Linked DNA regions of Mus musculus: all the other regions are linked to region 2. The links are chromatin loops, found by intact Hi-C in ENCODE. Cell type or tissue: heart. All regions are shown on one strand. Each heading gives the region's core, and the rest is flanking DNA. Links, peaks and the distances in the headings are about the cores only. Region 1 holds the start of Ippk (inositol 1,3,4,5,6-pentakisphosphate 2-kinase). Region 2 holds the start of Bicd2 (BICD cargo adaptor 2). Region 3 holds the start of Cenpp (centromere protein P). Region 4 overlaps Cenpp (centromere protein P).

The links. Hi-C counts contacts between places; a loop is a spot of excess contacts. Peaks named below come from ENCODE experiments on the same cell type or tissue, not always from the same donor. Only the 100,000 strongest peaks of a DNase experiment are listed, where the experiment ranks them.
Region 1: a loop joins it to region 2, with 4 times the contacts of the local background. A loop is called at or near these places in 7 of 42 quality-filtered maps.
Region 3: a loop joins it to region 2, with 4 times the contacts of the local background. A loop is called at or near these places in 14 of 42 quality-filtered maps.
Region 4: it touches region 2 in a loop (6-fold over the local background); 14 of 42 quality-filtered maps call a loop at or near these places.

The regions. Positions count from the first base shown.
Region 1 is chr13:49,417,521-49,423,610 of GRCm38, forward strand. It overlaps Ippk (inositol 1,3,4,5,6-pentakisphosphate 2-kinase), which reads left to right and starts at 3,722. Exons shown (of 13, transcript NM_199056.4): 1 at 3,722-3,946. The coding sequence starts at 3,866. In heart, for the core only: a CTCF peak has its summit at 3,707; a DNase peak (open chromatin) is centred at 3,621; H3K4me3 peaks cover 2,593 bases; H3K27ac peaks cover 1,808 bases.
Region 2 is chr13:49,336,400-49,342,489 of GRCm38, forward strand. It overlaps Bicd2 (BICD cargo adaptor 2), which reads left to right and starts at 5,150. Exons shown (of 7, transcript NM_001039179.2): 1 at 5,150-5,511. The coding sequence starts at 5,272. In heart, for the core only: CTCF peaks have their summits at 2,659 (motif pointing right) and 4,641; DNase peaks (open chromatin) are centred at 2,692 and 5,082; H3K4me3 peaks cover 1,438 bases; H3K27ac peaks cover 1,525 bases.
Region 3 is chr13:49,649,799-49,655,854 of GRCm38, forward strand. It overlaps Cenpp (centromere protein P), which reads right to left and starts at 2,933. Exons shown (of 8, transcript NM_025495.3): 1 at 2,785-2,933; 2 at 323-501. The coding sequence starts at 2,891. It overlaps Nol8 (nucleolar protein 8), which reads left to right and starts at 3,280. Exons shown (of 17, transcript NM_001271397.1): 1 at 3,280-3,884; 2 at 4,549-4,704; 3 at 5,375-5,437. The coding sequence starts at 3,848. In heart, for the core only: no CTCF peak of the experiment used is centred there; a DNase peak (open chromatin) is centred at 3,123; H3K4me3 peaks cover 2,788 bases; H3K27ac peaks cover 1,383 bases.
Region 4 is chr13:49,643,047-49,648,046 of GRCm38, forward strand. Cenpp (centromere protein P) reads right to left here. Exons shown (of 8, transcript NM_025495.3): 3 at 4,520-4,608. Among named protein-coding and RNA genes, the nearest start is that of Cenpp, 7.2 kb to the right of the region's middle. In heart, for the core only: a CTCF peak has its summit at 2,286 (motif pointing left); a DNase peak (open chromatin) is centred at 1,975.

The DNA of each region.
Region 1 (6,090 bases), core at 643-5,642, 81 kb after region 2:
CTTTCTTAGTGGTTCTTTGGAGATCTCCCACCATCTGTGAAAAGGTTTTCATTAGATAACTCTAGCCTCCGACTGCCTTGCAGTTAGAAGAGCATCTGAAGGGGTGTGCACATGCACTTAAGGACCAAGAGTAGGACGTCAACCTGCACTTGGTGCAAGACTTGGTGCAAGACCAGCCACAGCTGTGAGGTTCTGAGTTTTATGGTTGAATGATGTGCAGATGATCCCCACCTTCATAGCCAGTATGGATGGAAAAGGACACTTCCAGAAGCCATAAAGTTACTGAATGAAAATCCCAGTGTCAGGGGCATGAAGTGGAAACTCAAGGGATCTTTGGAAAGTCCATTGTGTTGGATGGTGTTTTGCTGGGACGAACATGGGAAGGAGTGTTCTCCTGAAGCGGACACAGGTGAAAGGCTAAGGCAGACTCATGAAGGAATGTTTTCACTGAAGCAGGCACAGGTGAAAGGATGTTCTATTAAAGCAAGCACGTGAAAGGACACGTGATGGATTTTTTTTTTTTTCTGACAACACGCATGTTTTGGTCTGCCTCACAATATGTAACTGAGCTCATTTGTCGGGACTCCATAAAGAGAAGTGCACCAAGAATTTCTGGTGGTGTGCTTTGGCTTCTTCAGCTTCTTGCTGCTTCTGAGGACTCGGACTGATTGGCAGTGATGTCAGCTGAGACAGGTGCACGTGCTGAGGCAAGGCACGTGATGTTTAGAGGGAATATAAACAGAACTGGACAGAAGGTGAAGGAGGCTGGGAGCTTGGCTTGCTTGCATAGCTAAACCCTTGTTGGTATCCTGTCTTTGCTGATTTTCAATTCGCTGAGAGATGCACAGCCAAGAACTTCTCCAGGTGTCATTCTGGGTCTCTCCTGCCGACTTGTGCTGAGGCTGAGGCCTGGCTGTCTCTGCTAGATAGTGCCACTGCTGCAGATTCTTGTTTGCTATCCTGACTCTACCAAGCTGGACTGCTGGTGTATCTGTGAAGTTGTTTGCAAGTGGATCAAGCTGCTGCTGCTAACCTGTAAACTGAACTGCCGATTTCCAGACAACACAGATGGGAGTTGCTCCAAAGAACCTTTCAAGACAGGTCCACTTCTGTATTCTTTCTTTTCCACTACATCTGGTGGATGGTGGGCTACAAGGGAGGTTAAAGTGTCTTAAGAACTATCATTAAAAATAGGACTTGAAAAAGTAAAAGTTACAGGGCTGAGCTATTTTTTTTCTTTGATTGTTAGCCAGGGAAGTTCCTAACATCCTAAAACAATCCAGGCCATTGCCAGTGCTGTTGCTGGCACATGGGAAATAGATGGTAAAATGCTATTGCTGAAGACTTCACATGCTGATTGCAGGACATGCAGAATTCAAATGGGCTGAGCTGAAAGTTTCCTTCTTGCAGAGTGGTGTTTGGAAGTTCCATAAGTGCTATGTAGGCTGCTAGGGAGAATAGTCACAAATGGTCCTGCTAGTCTATGGACACCAGTGTTAATGCTACCTGGTACTGTTCTAATGGGTACAACTCATCTTCTGATTGTCTTTAAGTATTCCTCTACAGGAAGGAACTCATGTTGGTATTGTACCCGGGGAGGTCATAGGGCCCTTGTATGGAACTACTTCTATAGTTAAATGGGTATGTGCCTGTCAGATTTTCTGTTGAACATTTATGTGAGTACCTATAGATGACTGTGCTGTTAGTGTCAATTGTACAGAGAATTCCCCCCCCCACTCCCCCACACAGCCAGTAGAAGTTACTAGGAAGACAGCCCGTCAAGTTGCCAAGAATCAAGTGGCTGTTGCTATGGCATAGTGGTTCATTGCTCAGCCAAAATGAAAAGCAATCACCAAACATCTCTATTGCTTCCTTCAATGCTCAGAGAATACAGTAGAAGAGGGGGTGGGAGGAAAGCCTGAGAAAGAATGAAGTGCTGTGTACCCATCTTCGGAGCAAAACACAGACTTTGCCATCTTAATCAAAACAGCCGCCTCAGCTGCATGGGTTTCCAGGGGTTATCGAAGGTAGACTAGCTGAAGGAGAAACCCACTCAGCTTTTGAAGAGGAATGGATCTGTGCTAGGATGGGAGGGGTTTTTTGTTGTTGTTTTGTTTTTTTCAGTGCAGCTGGTTTGAGGTCTTCCACACTAATATAAATAACCCTTCACCCATGCTCCTCTAAGCATGACCTGTAAATTCATTTGGTTCACCAAGCTATACTTGGGTACATTCATTTCTGTGGTCTTGAAAGACCCCGAGAGGAGCCCCTCGCTCAAGTCTCGGGATAATAGCGGACCCCCAAGAACTCACAAAAGACCAAACTTGATGCAAACCACCTGAGGCTTTATTGGGGGGAAAGCCAGAGCTCTGGGGACGACTTGTATCCCACGCAGGGGTAGAGGAGTTGACCCCGAGGGGAAAGGGGTCCCAGTTTTTATAGGCCCTCACGGGGGGGGGGGGGGAGGAGAAGGGGGGAGTAGGGGATTTCCAGATCTAAACAATGTCTATTCTTAAGAAATGGGTATGGGAGGGGTACAAGGAAAGAGTCTGGTGCAGGTGGAGCAACTCTGGATTGGCCCGGCTGTGGTTACTGGGGAGATTTTTCGATTCTATCCCAGCAACCAATATCACAAACACCTCGCAGTGAGGTGCAGCAGTGGGCACACACCTGGGTTTAAGGAACGGTCAGAACATTGGCAGACACACGGGTTCAAGGCGCGGCCAGAGCATTGTGCACCTCTATTTTTCTAAATCAGTGAAGCTACTTTTACTAACAATGAAATCTATTTTGCCAATTTGAGGGCTTCTGTGACCTTTTACATTCTATTAGGATCTTTCAGTCTGTTGTTGGTGTCCTATTTAGAATGAACAGGTTTTTTTGTTTTTTTCCCAGTCTTCCTTGGAAAAATTAACACAAAAAAACCCATACTATCTGCCTGCATTAAGCTGGATTTTCTTCACATACACCAGTTACAGCAATATTCAGTGCTGTGGCCAAACAATTTAACACAAATATGAAAATTATGTTTGAGACAGGATCTCACTAAGTAACCCTGGCCGGTCTCGAACTCCTAGAAATCTCTTGCTTCCACATCCAGAATGCTGAGAGCATCACCATGTCCAGCCCCAAATCATTTTTAAGAGCACAAGGACCGCATATAATTCTTTAGGCAGCTCTACCAGGCAGGGCCAATCTTCCCCGCATTAAAGGATAAACTGAGGTCATTGCTTTCTGCTGGGATGGGGTGGGAGAGTCTATTGCCTCATCTGCATTTCTGGATGTCTTGGGGCAAAGGCTCCACGGTGAGGTTTCCTCGCCACGTTTCCCGGAGTAGTGTGAACACCACCTAATGGCTCTCTTGGCCGGAGCAAGGCCATTGAAGGTGCATCCCATTCTACAGATGTAAGCGGAGGCTCAGAGTCGCCCGGCGCCTTACTGCAGCCCCACGAAGATCCAGCCGTGGCCCTAGGACAGTGCGAGGGTGAGCGCCTCGGACTCGGGGCGCCAGGAAGCCGCCGGCCTCAAGGTCCGGGAGCAGATCCGGAAACCTCCCTTCCGGTTCCCAGGTCCGCGTTTCGGAAGTGAGTCACTCTGCCAGCACATAATATGGCTTCCACTCCACCTACCACCCTGGACGTCGAGGGTAAGGTGGGCGGGACCCGGAAGTTGACCGTTCTGGGAATGGCGGCCGCCGGGGGCGTGGCTTCCGGCGCTCCTTGCCTGCAAGTCGCCGCCGCTGAGAGCGCAGGCGGCAGCTGACAGGCGCTTTTCTTCAGACGGCTGCGGCGGGAGCCCTGCGAGGCGGGCGGCCTCCAGCTCTCGTCCCCACGTCCCGGCCCGCGAAGTTCCAGGGCGCCGGGGCATGGAAGAGGGGAAAATGGACGAGAATGAATGGAGTTACCATGGCGAAGGCAACAAGAGCCTTGTGGTGGCCCACGCGCAGGTGAGCGGCTGGCGGGCAGCCCGGCTCCGGGCCTCACCCGACGGCTCCCGAAGCTCTGTGCCTGGTACCGTCCAGGTACCCAGGTCGTGACTCTTCCTCCAGCTTCCGCCCGGGTGGTTCCCTGGCACCCCCACAGTACCCTCCTCTGCTCCATACTCATCCCCGGCACCCCTAGCTCCGTTGGCTCCCCTTTCCTCCTAGTGTCCCTTCTCGGTTCTCTCTGTCCCGTCAGTACTCTTTCCTCATGCGCTGTGCGTGCCGCGTGGCCTCACACCGTGCAGCCTCCCCCGGGATGCTCGTCTTACTGTCAGGCAACGGTGGGCCAGAGGCTGAGCCTGGACCAGGGCCTGGGCAGCACAGGGGAAAGTTCCCAGAGTGCTGTCAGCCCACCGAGTGGAGTTCAGCCTCGAGAAACCACAGAGCTGGTGTTCTGCCTTGCTGCTGCGCTGTCAGGAACGGGGCGCTGCCACAGGTTCGCGTCCCGATCATATACTTTAAATGGTTTCTCCTTCGTTCAACTTGAAAGGCGGTTTCAGAAGATGTAGTCCTTTCCAAGGAGGCGAATTTAAAGGAAGAGAAGCATATGGATGGATCTGTGTGCAGCCCCAGATTTCTCTGACATTTTGCTGCCTGATTACAAGCTAGCAGGAATGTGGTGGGCTGGGGGAGTAGAAGGCGGGGAGGTGTCATGTGAGAAGGTTAATAACTCAGGGAGCTGGGGTGATTCACACCTCCACCACTGAGAAGCAGTAGGCTGCATTAGGAAAGTGAAGAGAGGAATAGGATGTACTTTTGTCTCTCTGAAGTTCAGATTGTATGGAGCTGTACTGAGTGTTGAGCAGCCTAGAGCTTGGGTCTTGTGTCTAGTTGGCACCTCTGACCTCCTGGTGTATTTGTTCAGAATGTAGACTGAAGAGGAGAAGGCCCCTCTTGGAAGTGTTTTAAGGCCTTTTGTGACCAAGGAGTGCTAATGTAAGTGGGGTGGAGAAACTCTGCTCCCTTCGGTCCTGGGCATGTCTGTAGTCCCCCTTCTCCTTTGAGAGCAGGTGAGCTTTGTTTCTCTGCTCAGCTTCCCAGGCCTGTCTCATCCAGTCCTGGAGAGAGGGAGGCTTTTACCTAGCCTCCCCAGGCATGCTCACTCTTTCTGATCGAGCATCAGTCACTGAGTTGAAAAGCTCTTCTAAAGTCCCCTGTCAGCCCTTCCTCCTCTGTAGCATGCATACACAGCTATCCTTAGGCCCATCCTGCAGGAGCTGGGCTGGGGTGGGGGAACTGGACATCCGTGCTGTCACTGCCACGTGCAGACGGATTGAGAGAGAAAATGAGCCTTCTGGGGACCTGGGGTCTTGGGGTAGAGGAGATCAGTGAGGGCTGCAGGAGTATATGGGGCATGCTTGGGTGCGCAGGAAGGTGGACCGCTAGCCAGTTTCACAGAGAAGAGTTGTATCAGGGTTCTCTGTCTCCCCTACCCCTAGCAACACCTCCAGAAGTTTCCACTGTTACTTGTCAGTCTGAGTTACGTCGTGATTTGTGACAGCTTTGCGGTTTGTCCATTCTCAGGTACGGTACCTTAAATCCCTGTCCACCTGGCTCAGCTAGCCCTCTGACCCACTCACTAGGCTGTCAGCCACCTGGTCACTGTCCTGTCTACAGGCTCAGGCATAGACCCCGAGGGCTCTTGGGCAGGAACTTGCTGCATTTTAGCACTGGTGGCCCTCCATGCAGCCTGAGGGTGTGACTTGAAGCCTGTGGCCTCCCTCAAGGCTACTGCAGCTTAACTGTCCTGAGGCAGCTGCATTTGCTTCCTTTACCTTCCTTTGGTTGGTTTTGGCTCTGGAGTCTTGTGAGCTCACTGTACATTTCATTGTCATTCAGTCTCTTACTCAGTTGTCCCGGGCACCTAGCCTTTTGGGTTGTGTTGGCCATGAGGTTCAGGGCAAACAATGTCCACTCCTATTATTATGCAGAGCTGTCATGTTTTCCTTCTTCTTGACAAAGGTATCGTGAAAGACTTGTTATTTAACTAACCTGCCCAGAAAGAACTTTTGTTGAGACTTGAAGAGAACTGCCCATTGCATGTTGGTCTAGTTTTAAAACCTTTCAGAGACCGAGTGGAGAACCTCAGGTCATTTCTAGAGCCTGTA
Region 2 (6,090 bases), core at 544-5,543:
TTGAAAACTATCATTCTGTTGCTATGGACTGAATTGGGTACCCCTGCTGCAATCATATAGAAGAAGCTCCGGTCCCTGATAAGGCCTATGAGGAGGTGATAAAGAAGAAATGAGCTCATGTGTGGTAAGGAGCAGATCTAATAGGGCTGATGTCCACTAAGGAGAAAAGGTGGGGGCTGGAAAGATAGCTTAGCGGTTAAAAGAACGCACAACCATGAGGCCAGAGTTCTGGTCCTAGCTCCCATATAACAACCCCAGTGCTCCGTGAGCATCTGTAATCCCAGCTCAAGGGAAAGCAGAGAAAGGAGAACTACTGGGGCTGGCTTCTAATGTAGCCTAGAAAATGTAAGATCCAGGGAGAGACCTTGCCTCAAGGGAACAGGTTAGGAGAAGGTTGATAGAGGAGGACACTTAATATTTTCTTCTGGCTTCTGTGCATGCAGATGTGTGTGTGTGTGTGTGTGTGTGTGTGTGTGTGTGTATGTGTGACACCCAACCATACACACACACACACACACACACACACACAGTCAGCATCCCCTTTTTAAAAGGAAGGGGATAACAGAGAACTGTCTCTACTATATAAGCATAAATCCAGATTCAGGAGATTATTGTTTATAAACTAGGAGGGAGGACCTCACCAAGTCTTGGGCCATGCTGGCACCTGGGTGATGCAGGACTGTGAGAAAATAGATTTCTGGCTTTTGAACCTCTCTGTCTATGGTGCAGTTATGAGCATGAGCGAACAAATGCACACAGTGGTGTTGGTGTCATTATGATGAAAGCGCAGTGCTGGTGCACAAGAGAGCTTCTCGTCCCCTCTCTACTCCTTTTACACCCCTCCCCTGCCCTTCATGCTCCACCCCATCCCTCACCTGGGATGAAAATGTTTCACTCCCACAGACATTGGGAGGCGGGAGGCAGGAGGCAGGAGGCAGAGGCAGGCAGAGTTCTGTGAGTTCAAAGCCAGATTGGACTATAGAGTGAGTTCCAGAGACACACTATTTAGAGAGACTATCAAAAAGAAAAAAAAGGAAAAGAAAAAGATAAAGATAAAAGACAAAAGAAAAGGAAAGAAGGAATGAGAAAGCAAAACAAAGACCCTTCTCTGCCAGCTCTTTCTTAGATGGGTCCTCACATTACACATGGCCTGCAGAGGTCCTAGATACCCTGTGCAAGGCCCGGAGGCTGCAGCTTGTGATGACACCTCTGTGCTAAGGGGCTGAACTCCAATCACTGGACTTCTCCCACTGTTTAAAATCATTCTCTGAAGGAATTTTAAGTTTGGTGATTCATATTCTCTCTCTCTCTCTCCCTCCCTCCCTCCCTCCCTCCCTCCCCCCCGCCCCCCCACCCTCACTCTGCCACTGCTCCTTAGGCTCAGATGTCACAACTAGGAAACCACTGCTTAATCCAAGGCCACAAAAATCTAGCCCTATGTTTTCTTCTGGAGTATTATAATGCTAACGAGGTCTTTAATCCTAGTTGGGCTAATTTTGCACCCGAAACGAGGTGGTTCCTTTCCACTTTGCTCTCTGATATCCATATTTTTTTTTCCTGGAGCATTTGTTCTCACCATAAAGGCACAGGTTAGTTCTCTAGGCTCTCAGTTCTATCCCATTGATTGACAGAGTTCTAGAAAACAAACAGAGCCACCTGGGATTCTGATAGGGTCCACATTGAATCTGTGCATCAGTTAAGGAGTAGGTCAGAGCTTTACAGGACAAAAGGTTCTCTGTGAAGCTGGGAGAGGCGCTGGCAGGCAGCCTAACTGTTGGGTGATAGTCCCAACGGGCTGTCTCATCCAGAGCTATCTTGGCTCAAGTCACAGGACCCCATGCCCCCAGATACATGAGGAAAGATGTGGAGGGCAGGGCGGGAATACCCAAGGGAAAGGTGTATCCATCTGCTCATCAGCCAGGTGTGTGTGTGTGTGTGTGTAAGATGTATAGTTCTCAGAATAACTTGTGCAAGTCAGTACTCTCCTTCCTTCACGTGGGTCTGGAGATTGGATTCGGGTCATTGGTTTTGGAACAAGTACCCTTACCCTCTCAACCATCTCACTAACCCAAGAAATTAATTCCGAGGCACAGGCCTCGGAGCAGGATAAGTGGTAATAAGGATGTTAAGGTCTCCAGTATTGCCAATAGTAATGTGTCCGAGCTCTCCAAGGCCTGACACAGTGGGTTGCTGAAAGAGTTGAGATTTAGATTTTAGCCCATAACCATTTGCCGTCATATGTCATGGGGGTTCAGGAATGCTATGCCACACCTGGTTCTTCTAGGTTAGTCAAACATACCCAAGCAGGCTGCTACCTGAAGATGAGAGAGCACTTTGCTTCTGGGCCATCAAGGGGAAGCTCACGTGGACCAGGCAACAGCGAGTACACAGAGCCTCACAACGTGTGTGCTCCATATTGGTAAGTCCTCACCAGCATTTTTGTGCAGGACTGGCCAGCTTTGTCTGGGATGCCTGACACATGGGAGCCTTTGTTCACAATCGCACAGCAGGTTAATATGGAGGAATTCACTCTTCTTTGCTCCTAAGTTCACCAGTGGATAAGAATACTGCATTTCTGGCTAGTAGTAGTCCTTACTACTAGCTCCAAGTTCTTTTCTACCAGGCTGCCTCCACCCTCCTGTAGTCCTCTGCCTCATCACCAGAGGGCATACCTTTCCAGGGAGCGGTGCTGGGTTAGGGAGAGGAATCCCTTGGGAACCTGGCTGGAGCCCCAGATATAGGCTAGAAAATGCTGGGCCTTGTGGAGGTTCCTGCCCTCCTGGAGCTGACGTTCTAAGGTGACCCACCCACCATGTAAGAATACACACACTCAACAGAAGGAAGCAACTAAGACACAGAAAGGGAATCAACACGCAAGTGGGTGGAGTGAAGAGGCCCTTCTAGAGCAAGTGCAGACTTGGAAATGGTTTCAACATCTTTGTTTTGGGAGGGGAGTCGACGTCAATGATTCAGGCAGAGGTGATGGGCCATTGAGACAGGCAGGTAACTCTCACGCAGTATTTGCTGAGAGGCAGAGTGACAGCATGAATGGATGAGGGGGTGGGACATCAAGGGCAATACCAAGGATTTGGTAACAGGCCTCAGTTTCCTCATTCATAAAACAATGGTGTGAACTGAAATATTGAGAGCACTGAGTGAGCCAGGCTTGTGACCCAGGGAGTACTAAAGAGGTGGTCTCTCATCTGAAAGTTGGGGGAAGATCTACATACATCATCCTTGAATGTGGAGTCCTCTGGGTCTCTCTCTCTCTCTCTCTCTCTCTCTCTCTCTCTCTCTCTCTCTCTCTGCTGTCACCTCCTCAGAGAAGTATTTCCTGATTGCCCCACTCCAACCAGTGACAAGGAGATCCTAGAAACCTTCTTCCAGGCCCTAACCTTGCTGGTCAGCACTGTCCCTGCTGAAGGAAGCCCACAATAGTAGTGAGCTATCATTTGTATCTCAAATCACCTTTATCTTCAAGTTCAAAGTTCCCTGGTCAGGTTCTCACCAGAAACTCATGGCTCTCCCCCTCCCTACTCACACCTGCCTCACAGTCAGGTTCAGGTGGGTATGGAGAGGTTCCCAGGCAGCCTGGATAAGTGTAGGTTCTGTAGAGCTTGGGGACTTGTTGGAGGAAAGTTTGTTCCTTCTAAATCCACCTTCACTTAGTGTGAACAGCTTGCGTAGGCCTGATATATGGGCCTCAGTGTAGAGCCAGGACTGTTGTACAAAATTAGGCTGGTTGGCCAAAGAGAAGGAGGAATAACACATTTACTTATACAGCGCTCTCTCTCTCTCTCTTTTGAGACAGGGTCTCTCTATTTAGTCGTGGCTGGCCTGGAACTTGACATGTAGATTAGGCTGGCCGTGAAATTCTTCTACCTCTACCTCCCAAGTGCTGAGATTAAAGGTGTGTTCCACCACACCAAGTTGATTTACTATGCAATTCTTGTGTTGATCCTAGATTTTCTTTTCGCGCGCGCGCGTGTGTGTGTGTGTGTGTGTGTGTGTGTGAAGTGGGTTCATGTTCCTGTGTGTGTGTGTGTGTGTGTGAAGTGGGTTCATGTTCCTGTGTGGGCACACAGGCCCCACATGCACTGGGAATCAGAGGACAAGATCCAGTTGTCAGTCTTTGTCTTCCATCTTGTTTGAGATTGGTTATCTCTGCTTTTCTTGTCTCCCCCTCTCTCCCGCCCCTGTCTTTCATACTCCAGCCTAGCTTCAGGGGATTCTCCAATTTCCACCTCCCATCTTTCCTCAGGGACATTGGGATGATAGACTGTGCTTTAGGTGGGCTCTAGGGGCGCAAATATAGGTCCTTGCTCTTACTGAGCAAGAGCTTTATCCTCTTAGCCATCTCTCCAGCTGACCTCTATGTTTGATGGTGGTCCGCAGCTGTAGGGTGTGGTGTTGCGGGGGTGTGTGCAGTGAGAAAGGGAACAACACGCTTGTTATATCCAAATCACCATGCAAGGAGGGAAGTTTTATTTAGAATTATAGTGAAGAGTACAGCTACGTCTCGCCGAAAACGGGGGACGGACAACATTTAAATACACCTTTGACATTATGCTCACGGAGGTGCCTTCATTTCCATGAAAGAAAATCCTAACGGACAATGGACAAGAGGAAGTAGTATCCGGGCCTGGGCTCCCCTGAGCCCCTAGCGTCAGGCTGTTGGCATCCTTTTGGCAGTGCCCGCGGCCCGCCACAAGTCATTCAAATTCCGCATAAAGCGCGCGCCACACAGTCTCACCAGCCATGCTCTGACGTTTCAGGACGCGAATCTTACTCGTGATATCCACAGCTCGGATCACCTTACTCCACAAAGGCTGGGAGCGGAAGGCTTGAGGTTCTCCGGGTGGCTGCCGGGTCCCTGGGCTGGGGTCGGTGGCACCCCTACTTTTGTCACGTCAGACGCGCCCGCCAATCAACGATTGGAGCCAGGCGGGTACAGAGCACAACGGGCAAAGCAGTGAGCGTAAAATAGGACTACATCTCCCACAATGCTAAGGGAGACGTAGCTTTGCGTCACGTTAGGCGCCTGCCCCCTTGAGATTTAGACCAATCACAAGCGCGGACCAGGTGGGCGCAAGGGACTACGGGTTGTGTAGTCCATGCTCAGTGGGACTGCAGCCCCCAGTGTTCCGCGCGCGTCAGGGAGGAGCAGTGCGGCGGCGCGGGCGGCCGTCGGGGCTGGGCGGCGGCAGCGGCGGCTAAGAGGGCCCGGCTTGTGGGAGCCAAGGTGGGAGCCGGCCTCGGCGCGCGGCCACCATGTCCGCGCCGTCGGAGGAGGAGGAGTATGCGCGTCTGGTGATGGAGGCGCAGCCGGAGTGGCTGCGCGCCGAGGTGAAGCGGCTGTCCCACGAGCTGGCCGAGACCACGCGTGAGAAGATCCAGGCGGCCGAGTATGGACTGGCGGTGCTGGAGGAGAAGCACCAGCTCAAGCTGCAGTTCGAGGAGCTCGAGGTGGACTATGAGGCCATCCGCAGCGAGATGGAGCAGCTCAAAGAGGTGAGTGGTCGGCTGCGACCCCTGCCTCGGGCGCTAAGGTCACCCTGCCCAGTGGTGGGAGGTACCAGGGGTGGGGCAGGAGACCTAGAGTTGCGGTCCCGGGCAGTGACGGTGAAGGGACCCTGTTCGGCCCTGTGTCCGGTTGCTGGGGTCCAGACTCCCTGCAGCCCCACTCACCCGCTAGTTTTCTTTGCAGGCCTTGTTGGCCTTTTCGTTGAGGACTGATGTCCTGCTATGGTTATTGCTGCCTAGGGTGTGTCTGTGTGGTTGGTGGGGAGCAGATGATGCCCTTACAACTGAGGCTGTCCGTGCAAGTGACCCCAGGGAAAAGCTGGACCTGGGGTTGGTTGACCACAGTTTGTCACCTTCAAGCAAATCACTTCCCCCCCATTTTGGAGCAGCTGCTTTCTGTGCTATTCATCAGGTTTCGTGACCGCCTGAGGCTGGGAAGGGATGGATACAGGGCTGAGTGAGTCGCAGCCCCTGGTTGCCTATGGCCCTTGACAGGCCGGCTTTCCCGATATCCATCGCTCAACCAGCTGCTTTTTCCCCATCTCATTAATGGTGCTCCCACTACTG
Region 3 (6,056 bases), core at 1-5,000, 310 kb after region 2:
TTCTGAGTTTGAGGCCAGCCTGGTCTACAGAGTGAGTTCCAGGATAGCCAGAGCTATATACAGAGAAACCTTGTCTTGGAAAAAAAAAAAAAAAAAAAGATTTGCAGGGAGTTGAAGGACTGAGAGCTAAGGGATCAGTCACCTAGCCTGGAGGATGTAATGCGGAAACTAGAAGAGAAACTTTGCCTCAACAAGGCAGAGAGAGAAGAGACCCCTGAAAGCTGCCCTCTGACCACCACAACATAGTATGAATGCACCTCACCCCAAAATATACTCATAATGAAATTTAAAAACCACATTGAAGTTAAAAAATGATGTGTACCTTTTTCTGTCTCTTCAGTGTTTACAATGTCTTCCATCTTGGAATAGTTTCTTATATTGAAGCCAGTAAGTTTACTTAGAAATGAGTGCTCAGATCTTAAATGTTCAAGCTGACTTCTCAAGTCTTTCAAAGATTCCCACTCCTCAGAATCTGATTGGGAAATTTTTTGAAATGATTTCCTGAAAAGCAAATATTATAGTTACTTGACAACTGACAAATGTTTTACTTACTATACAAATGTTCCTCTAGATTCCACCCCTCGTACCGAAGGTGGGGCTTGGAGGGGTAGCTCAGTGGCTAGACTAAGAACACTGGCTGTTCTTCCAGAGGACCCCATTCTTCCTTCTAGCACCCACATGATAGTTTACAACACTCTGTAACTCCAGTTCCAGGGGAACCCAAGACCCTGTTCTGGCCTCCAGTGGGCACCAGACACAGTAGTACTCAGACATACAAGTAGTGAAAGCAGGCTTGGTGAGCTTAGGGACTGCCAAGTAAAACGGTACAGGCTGCTTCTGTAGGGTCTGAAGGACAAGTGTCATGGTAAGACAAAAAAGATTACTCCAAGAAAGAAAGAAAGAGAGAAAGAACATCTCAGAAAATCAGGAAAATGGATGCAACAGGAAATCACACTAAATAAACCAGAAAGGCAAATACTAGTTTTCTCTCATCTGTGAAACCCATATTTAAAGTTCTCTCTTCTACACGCCTTGGCCGTCTCCAGCCAATAGCAAAACCAAGTTCTGAAGGCACTCAATTTTTACATCAAAGAATATGGACACAGGGATATAACTAAACAACTTAGTTCCAATATTCTGGCTGCCAATCCACTCAACTATCAGGATCATTTTAAAAGTATCTTGGAGAATCAATAAGATGGCTCTGCAGGCAAAAGTACTTGCTGCACAAACCTGTAGTTCTATTGCCACTGGAGGGAAAGAACTGTCACTTGGACATGTCTATTCAATCTCTGACCTCCATAAATATGTTATAGCATACAAATGGAATAATAATAATAATAATAAATTAAGTAGCTCAGGAAACAGGTCTCAATCTTCCTTCAAAATGAGAAAAAAAATCATTAAATCTACACATTTTGGATTGACATTTAATGTATTCCCTAATCTGGACTCTTAACTTTTCAGTTCCATTACCGAGGAGTCCCAGATTCCATAACCAATCTACTATACCATACTGGGCTTACAATGACATCTTCTGGTGGGTTAAGAAACTATTTTCCCATGGTCTGACAAAGAACTTTTCAAAAGTTCAGGGGCAGGCTGTGTTGATAAAATATAAATTCTAAACTCGGTAAGTAGGGATGGAGTCAGCCTGGCAGGCTCCCCAACTCTAATCTTAATGCTTCCAGTCTGTGGGCCATCCCTGAATCAGCAGCAGGCATCTCCATTCTTGCTGTGAAGAGCATGCACAGCTGGAGGCCACACACACATCTCCCTCTTTCTTTCAACAGTTAACAACGTTCTCTTTCTTTAGAATTTGTTTCCTGCACTAAGGTTCTCTGAACCTGTTCCAAATTACACCTAATAAAAAAGGTATTTTTTTTCCATGTTTAAGATACTAAGTTACTGCTAGTTCTAGCCTTCCTTCTCTCTTTGAATGGGCAATGCTTGGGCTTTGGATTTCTCTAGGACCTTAGGCAAGCTATTTAACTATTTAACACTCAGATCAACTACCTTTAAATAAGGCTTAACAATAGTAACTAATCAGAAGACTATCACAGTTTCCTATAGAAGGCATTAGCCATATATACCAATTTGACCATGCTAGGCTGCCCTGCCCTGGGGCTATATACCCCCAACCCTTATGTTTCTAACATAATGCAGAAAAAAAAAAAAAAAAAAAAAAAAAAAAAAAAAAGGTCAGGGCCCCTTAACTACATCGTTAGATGAGTCACAAAAACAAATCCATGAAACCAGAGTAAGGAGGGAATCCCAACTAGACAAGAGCAAGTATGGTGGCTCAGGTAATAACTCCAACACTGTGTGTGGGAGTTGGGGGCTGCGGAATAGAAGACTCTTGAGTTTGAAATCAAATTGAGCCAGTTCCTGACCTACAGAGTAACAATGTCTCCAAACCCAGAAAAACAAAACAAAACAAAACCAGCTATCTAGATGCTGTTCTCCCGAAGGCAAAGACTGCTTAAAGAAAAGCCAGATTTTCCCTTTGATTCTCATCAACTGGGCGAAAACAACCCTTAAGGAAACTATTTTCTGCTGATTATAATCAAGTCATAAGCCCCAAACGCAGCGTTCACACACTCATGAGGTCATCGTTCTCCCAGAACACTGATTCAAGTTCACATTTCAGGACGTCTCCCACCACGTTCTTGAGCATGGGTCTTGGGGGGGTGAGGGAGTCGGAGTCCAGAACTGTCATAAGGTTGAGAGGTCCGCGGGGTGCTACAGGGCATGGGCTGGGAGGGATGGACCCGAGCCACGTACCAGGCTCCGGACGCCTTCTCCCCAGCGTTTTGCAGCATTCTGCACTCTCGCTGCAGCGCTGCGACCTCCGCCTCCAGGGCGCGCAGTTCGCGGGTCTCGGAATCCATGGCTACCGACGTGGAACCCTGAAGGTGAAGTAGCCCGGAGAATGGCAGTCTGGGCGCCTCGGGCAGCCAGGAGACTTCAAGGAGCGCGCGCGCTCCTGGAACGGACCACTCTCGAGCTCACGGGGGGAGAGGCTGCCGGGAGTCGCGCGTCCACGCCCACGGCCTCGGACGACGTTCCCGAGCCTGACGGCCCGCGAAATGTCGCGTCGAGCGTCTAGACACCCCCGCCGCCTCTGCGAGTTGGTTCGTTCCAAATTGCACGTCACCCTCCAACGGCCGCCCATCCCGTCTAACGGCCACTGGGCCAGCCGAGCTCTTACGTCACCGAAGGGGGCGGATTCTCGGAAGCACGAGGAAAGGAGTCTCTTTATTTTGGTTCCGCTTCTTCACTTCCGCCTACTTGAACCGGAAATCAGGAACCACGCGGCGGAGTGTCTTTTCTGTAGGAATTACCGATTTTTATTTTTCTTTCTCACACTCTGTCAGTTTTACAACGTGGAGGAGAACTAACAGAACGTCAGTAAAAGCGAAGGCGGAGGAAATAAAGAGCCCTCTGGAACTGCGGGATAACGGAACCTTAGGAGATTGGGTTGGAAACTTTGTAGGAAGGAAAGGAAAATGCACTTGCCGGCACGTGTTATTAGACGTTAAGTGCTACGCCGGGCTTGAGCTGAGTCGGACAAGCGCCCTGAGGAAGAGTGTTTGCTCGTGAGAAGTGATGGGCTATTGGGCTTAGCCTCTCCTCTCCTTCCTTAGGGGCTTCTCGAAGAGAGAGGGCAGGGCTGGAAGGATGGGGCGGTGGCTACCAAGAAGGGGTACACTGTAGGTTTTTTTCCCAGAGTGCTGGCCTTTGCTTTGGGCTTCTGCCGCTATTTAGTGATCTCGCTTGGAAGGAGACAGCCAACTTTTGAGAAAGGTTTGAGTAAGAGCTGAACATCCGCCGAGAGCTAAACGAGATGGAGCGACCTCTGGAAAACGTTTCCAGCAATCTTGGTAGGACAGTGTTAACAATTCCGGGTTCCAAAATTAGACTTCATTATGATCCTTGCTGTCACCACTACTGTTTTCTAAGTGGCACTGGGAAAAGCCGTAACCGCTCCTACTCCCCTGACCGATGAGATCCACTCAGACTGCTTTGAACAATACAGGCACACAGTGGGGAAACATATTTTAGGTATAACTTAAGTTGCCGTCTTTGTGATTTAACAGCGCTTAGGGGACACTTGTATTTTGCCATACTATTGTAATTGCAGACTTTGTTATGACTGGAGCTCCAGGATGAAGCTATTTTTATCCGTTAGCTTACTATTTTTGCCAGTATATGTTAAGGTAAAAATGTAGAAATGAATGGGGGAGGGCAGTACTTCGAATAAAAAATCAATAAGGATAAGATATAATAGCTGTGGTTGTTTTAGAGAAAACATCTGGGAGAAGATGTGTGGATGTGCTGTACTTAGGTGCAGTTGCAAAGTGTGTTCATTGAGAATGTGGATGGAGGGCCTTTGTAAAATCTCCACTGATAAAATCTGAAAGCAATACATATGAAGAGACATAGCTTCATAAGATGAAGTTGGCACAGAAGTTTCAGGGGAAAGAGTTGTGTTAAATTTCTGGAAAACTATTAAATTGTTTTTCTGTCCAAAATTAACTTTTCCAGATAGATGCCCAACATCCATGCAAGGCAACAGAGAAATGAAGCGCCTCTTTGTGGGTGGACTTGGACAGGGCATTTCTGAGACAGACCTACAAAATCAGTTCGGCAGATTTGGAGAAGTTTCTGACGTGGAGATCATCACTCGGAAAGATGACCAAGGTAAATCTGTAACACGAGGGAGTTAAAAACAGACAAGGTCAATGATATTACAGGAGAAGCAACCCCAGAGCTGAATGTTAGCGCTAAACATCATATATGGCTTCCTGGATTATTTCATATGAAAATTAATTTTGAAACCAGAAAAAGTATAAAACATTTGAATTTCTAAAACATCTGTACTTTGAATTTTCGGAGTCAACATTCTAACATTATCTTATTAAGTAGAGTGTCACTAACAATCAGGATGTCTGAACTGATTACACACTAATATACTGTTAAGAGGTGTCTGAATTGATTACTTCAGGGTTTTTTGTTTTTTTTACTCATTTTGAAATATTTTGATCATGTTTATAAAAATGCAGACTTTAGTCAGGTGAGGTAAAAAGTATTTTCTTTCAAAGAATAAATATCTATGAATGCACTTTTTGAGCTTGGATAGCTTCTTAAGGCTAGATGTGGTGTTTGATATTTTTTGATCTAGACCTCGAGGGGTTGAGGCAGATGTATATTCAGGGCCAGCCTGGTCTACATAATGAGTTACAAGACAGCCAGTCCTATATAATAGAGAGACCCTGTCTCAAAAAAAGAAGTAAAGAGAGGGCTGTTGAGATGTATATTGTTTTCTGGATAAGGATTTAAATCAACTTAAAAAAAAATTTTTTTTTGGTAGGAAATTCACAGAAAGTCTTTGCGTATGTTAACATTCAAATAACAGAAGCGGACCTGAAGAAATGTAAGATCATCATGTATTTTTTTATTCTAATTGTTAGTATAATTGTGTAACTTGAAATGACTTTGGTTCCATAGCTAAGCCTTGCTAGTCACTTAGAAGTTGTGTAGATGGACAACCATGATCAAGAGAATTCTGGAGCCCTTTATTTCGGGTTTCAGATGTGTTTGTGTCAGAAAGTATGGTATCACACATTGGCACTTTGCTCAGAAACTAGTGTTTTCAAACAATTTGAACAAAGGACCAAACTATCAATAGAAATTGCCTATTACATTTATCCCACTTGTCATTAGAGCATACCTTTCCTTGGTCTCTTTGGTTTTTTGGGCGGCCAATCCTTTGTCAGTAAGACCTGTTATAAAAGGTCCTTGAATATGACCAAGGTCATTAGAATATGACCTTGCCAGAGCATATCTTTGAAACTCGTATTCTTATTATAAGATTAGTAAAGATAAGGCTAAATACTAGCTTCCAGTGACTAAAAAGATGGAGATGATTTATTGTTCAGTCGATGCAGTTAAAGTATTGCAGTCTCTTGGAAGTCAAAAAAAGAAATAGTGAAGGGCAGGTGCCACTGGGAGAGGACAGTCAGCCTTTGATCATTTCATTTGTGAAGAGATTA
Region 4 (5,000 bases), core at 1-5,000, 310 kb after region 2:
GGTCTTTCACTCATCAGCACAGGCAGGTCAGTTTGGGATTCAGTGCCCTAACCTGCACATCTCTTACCAAGTTGTAGTGTGTGTTTAGCCAGCATGAAGCTAACTTCTGCCCTGCCATTGGTCCTGTTAACCATGTCACTTCTGAACTGATAAATAAGGGAAATGGCCTTATAGACACCCCTGACCTTAACATCCTTGCAGTCTGAACAGGTCACTTTTTTCTATCATGTTCTTTTAATAGGAGGTCTCAGCGAATTTTTGTTAACTTAAGAACTAGGAATAGAAATACCTAAGAAAGGAGCCCCAGAATCAGGTGTGGTAGCTCATACCTGCAATGCCAGCATTCCTGAGTCCTGAAGCTGGAGGACTGGCACAAGTAAGTGACCAGCCTGGGCTACATGGTGAGTTCTAAATAAGCCTGGGCTACAGTGTGAGAGACCTTGTCTCAACCTTATCCCTATCAGTTTATCACCAAAAATATTTAGAAAGATATTAATTTTGCAAACTGTATATGCTTTTAAGACAGGAGTCAGTTTCTCATAGGCAGTGAGGGGAAAAGTCTGTGGTTAAACTGCTAGGTGGTCAAATCAGCATGGATAGATACAAAGAATTCAATCAACAGGCAGCATAATGGAAGACAGAGTTGGACCCAGCAACAGATGCAGGGTGAGCAACTTGCAATGGTAGCCAAAGTTAGTGGCAGCCAGCAGATCCAAAAAGGTTGGACACTAATAAAGAAACTTAAACATGGTCAGAAATGGGCTTCAGTGAGCAGTCACTACCATAATTGGGCAAAGAGTATGTGGTCATCATGCAGAGCCTGTTTGCTCCCCTTCTGCTTGGCCCAAGGAGAGAATACCTAGAGAATGAGCAAACTGCAACAAAATTATCTCAGTCTCTGTCCAGTTTCTGTCATAAGCCCTAGAAGCAGCCACTAGACACACAGCTTGGCACTTTCTGCCTTTCTTGAGTTCTCTAACTTTTCTATAATGTCTCATTTTTCCTTAACAAATCTGCTTTACTTTGCTTATTCCTCCTTTGTCTGCCACTTACTTTATCTAACATTGACATGACCCTTAAGAGCTTAAGACACTCCCATCTGGGTTGCACTGCCCCATCTGGGTCACATGGCAGACAAAGTCCATTGTTTTCTTTCTCTGCCTTGATTCTGGAATCTGTTTATATTAATAATCAGGTGCTGTTGAGCATTTAAAAAGTATGCACAGCTTCTAAATTAAAAAAAAAGAAAGAAAGAAAAAAAGAAGAGTTAAGACACTGTTTCAGGTTGACTTTTTGCTACTGTTGATTAGTAGTCAGTCACCTTAGTTCTTGGGTCAAGCCTTTCTGGGCTGAGAGATACCTTCTTTGCTTTCACAAATCTGCACCAACGTGAAAGACAACATATTAAGATTTCAATATTTGGGTTAAAATATTCAAATAAATGGGTTACTTTTAAAGTCTTTCATGATGAAATAATATTCTCTTCATTTAAAAAGTGCTTACTTTTTAGCACTTTTGTTTCAAGGTTAGAAGTTATATAAATACCCTTTAGCATCCTACAAACTCCCACCCATCTGACTTATACTGCAAGGACTATGGGAAGCTGATATTGTGTGCACACTTGTTCTGATGGTCTTAAAACGATTCACAAGCATTCAGTCAACTGGAGGAAATTAATTCTATGTTCCAAACACCTTTGACAAGAATTGCATCAACAGAAGAAATGACTCATACTCTCTACATAGATTTTCCCATCTTTGTTTCAAACATTCTACTAATAGAACTTAAGGGCACTGTGCCAGTTAGTATTATGTCAACTTGACAAAAGCTAAAGCCATCCAAGAGGAGGGAACCTCAATTAAGAGAATGCCTCCATATGATCCAGCTGTAGGCAGCTTTCTTAGTTATCTGTGGGGGAGGGCCCAGACTACTGTGGGCTATGCAACCCCTGGGGTAGTGGTCTTGGCTTCTATAAGAAAGCAGAATGAGCAAGCCGTGCCTAAGCCAGGAAGCAGTTACCCTCCACAGCCTTTCAATCAGCTCCTACCTCCAGGACCCTACCCTGCCTGACTTCCTTCGATGGTGAACAGTGATGTGTAAGTGTAAACCAAACTTTCCTCCTCCAACTTGCTTTTGTCATGGTGTTTTATCACTGCATTAGTAACCCTAAGTAGGACCAGCATTTTGGTTTAAAATTGTAGTAATATTTATTTTGGAAAAATAAGCATTTATAATAAGCATGTTATTTAAATCTTTTAATTTTCTGACAGCTAAATGTCTCCCTCTAGTGGAATGTTTGATTTTAGGGAAAGAATAACCAACACACTGCTGCTCTCTCTGTCTTTATTTTTTTTCCTAGCAATTTTAAATGTAAAAACATATACAACAAGCAGGGTAATGGCAACACACATCTTGAATCCCAGCCCTTGGAGGGCAGAGGCAGGCAGATTTCTGAGTTCAAGGCCAGCCTGGTCTTCAGAGCTAGTTTCAGGATAGCCAGGGCTACACAGAGAAACCCTGTCTCAAACAAACAAAACCAAAAATAAACAAAACCGTTTGTTTTAGGTTTCTTTTCTGTTGCTGTGATAAACAACATTTTCAAAAGCAACTTGTAAGAGAAAAAAAATTTACAATTTCAGGTCACAGTTCATCATGCAGGGAAGTGAGGGCAGGAACTTACCACAGAAACCATGGAGGAATGCTGCTTATTGGGCTGCTCACTGGGCTGTGCTCAGCTGTCTTTCTTATACAGTTCAGGACCATCTGCCTAGGGATGGTGCCACCCACAGTGACATCTACATCATTCAAAACAATCCCCCACAGATATGCTCCCAGGCCAGTATGACCTCAAAATTCTCTCTTCCTTCCCAGTTGATTCTAGGTTGTGTTAAGTGGACACTAAAAATTAACCAGCACAATGGTAAAACCATTTTAGAAGATATCTAAGTTTACCAATCAAATTTTTGTGTACATTTCCATTGACCTAGCAATTCTAATTTTTTAAAGATTTATTTTAAGTATATGAGTGTTTTTCCTACATGTATACCATGTACATTCAGGCAGAAGAGGACATCAATTCTTTGGAACTGTAGTTTCAGATAGTTGTGAGCTATTATGTGATGTCAGAAACTGATCCCAGTTTCAGAGTAACAAGTACTCTAAACTGCTGAGTCATCTCTTCAGTTTCTCACCTAGTAATTGTATAAAAGACTTCTAGTACCTACACAGTAAGTGTGGCAGCACACGACTGGCATCCAAATACTTAGGGGACTGAAGCAGATGGAACATAAGTTTAAGGTCAAGTTGAACAAGGTTCATAGCAAGATTTTATCCCTCTATACACAAACATATAAACTCCACTAAAGTAAAACAAAAACAGAAGATTTCATTTTATCAGAATTCTAAGTAACAAAATTTTAAAAGGCCCTTGTCCCCCTTTTTCCAACCAATAACTATAACTATTGGCAAGGACTATATATCTGATCCCTCAGGTCCTGTTAATTCCACAACTATCTGCAATTCTTTCCAACATCTTACTTGAGAGTGATTCTTTAAGAGTCATAAAATCTAAAAGGCTCAGAGAGACAATGAGTGCTCTCAACAGAGCCAAGGGAAGCCACTTTCTGCAGCACATTATTAGCAAAACCAGGCAGTCATCAAATGCCTGCATAATTTAAAAGTGAACAACAATACAGTCTCTTTGTAGTCTTCCAAAGAATGTTAACAGTTCTTCTCATATCTTTCTGTATCCCTAAAGTACATTTACGCAGAAAAACCTGTTAGCTGTGCCTAACACTTTCTTGCTCTGAATTTCAGTGGCCTATGGTAACAAAAGTATGTTAAAGTGAAGCTAAAATATTTTATTTGAATCTTAAGCAGCCCCACTAATAAGAACACAACTTTTGACATGAAAAATGTAGCAAGATTTTGCTGAAAGGACCCAGATATAGCTGTCTCTTGTGACACTATGCCAGGGACTAGCAAACACAGAAGTGGATGCTCACAGTCAGCTAATGGATGGATCACAGGGCCCCCAATGGAGGAACTAGAGAAAGCACCCAAGGAACTAAAGGGAACTGCAACCCTATAGGTGGAACAACATTATGAACTAAGCAGTACCCCGGAGCTCTTGTCTCTAGCTGCATATGTATCAAAAGATGGCCTAGTCGGCCATCACTGGAAAGAGAGGCCCATTGGACACGCAAACTTTATATGCCCCAGTACAGGGGAACGCCAGGGCCAAAAAGGGGGAGTGGGTGGGTAGGGGAGTGGGGGGGGTGGTTATGGGGGACTTTTGGTATAGCATTGGAGATGTAAATGAGCTAAATACCTAATAAAAATGCAAAAAAAGAGAAAAATGTATTTTGAATCAACAACTGTATTTTGTTCAACTTTGAAACTCCACACTGTATTTTCTTGGTCACATTGGTAATGCTGAGGGTGACACTGAAGTGAATGAAGTGGATAGGAACTGTTTCTCATAGGGAAAAAATCTGTTATCACAGCAAGCTACAGTTACCTCCATTTCCAGAACCTCAAATTCCAGTTGAAATGTCACCATGTTGCAATTTCCTGATAATCTGTGTTTCTGTAGAACTTTCTTTGTATCTATTAATTAGAAAATAAAATACTTTAAAAGAATAGTTTTCTTCAATGCTTTTTTTTAAAGGTAAAATTAGTGTTTTATTTTACTTAAACTAATCCAGCCTGCACTGGTTTATCATGGTACAGTCAAATATAAACATATTTCTACAGATATTAACATAAAAGTACTCTTGGTGGAATCTTCAATATTTTTAAGTGAATATCTACTTGTGTGTAGATGTATGAAAATATATATTAGTAATCACTTTAAAATAGCTGGAAGGGTCTTGTCACAGTAATTGGTCTTACAAAATGGGATTACTAAAAATTTATACTGTCAAGTTCTCAAGTATATCAATACTTAAGAAAAATATACACATACAAAAAATACATGCCGGGCAATGGTGGTGCACACC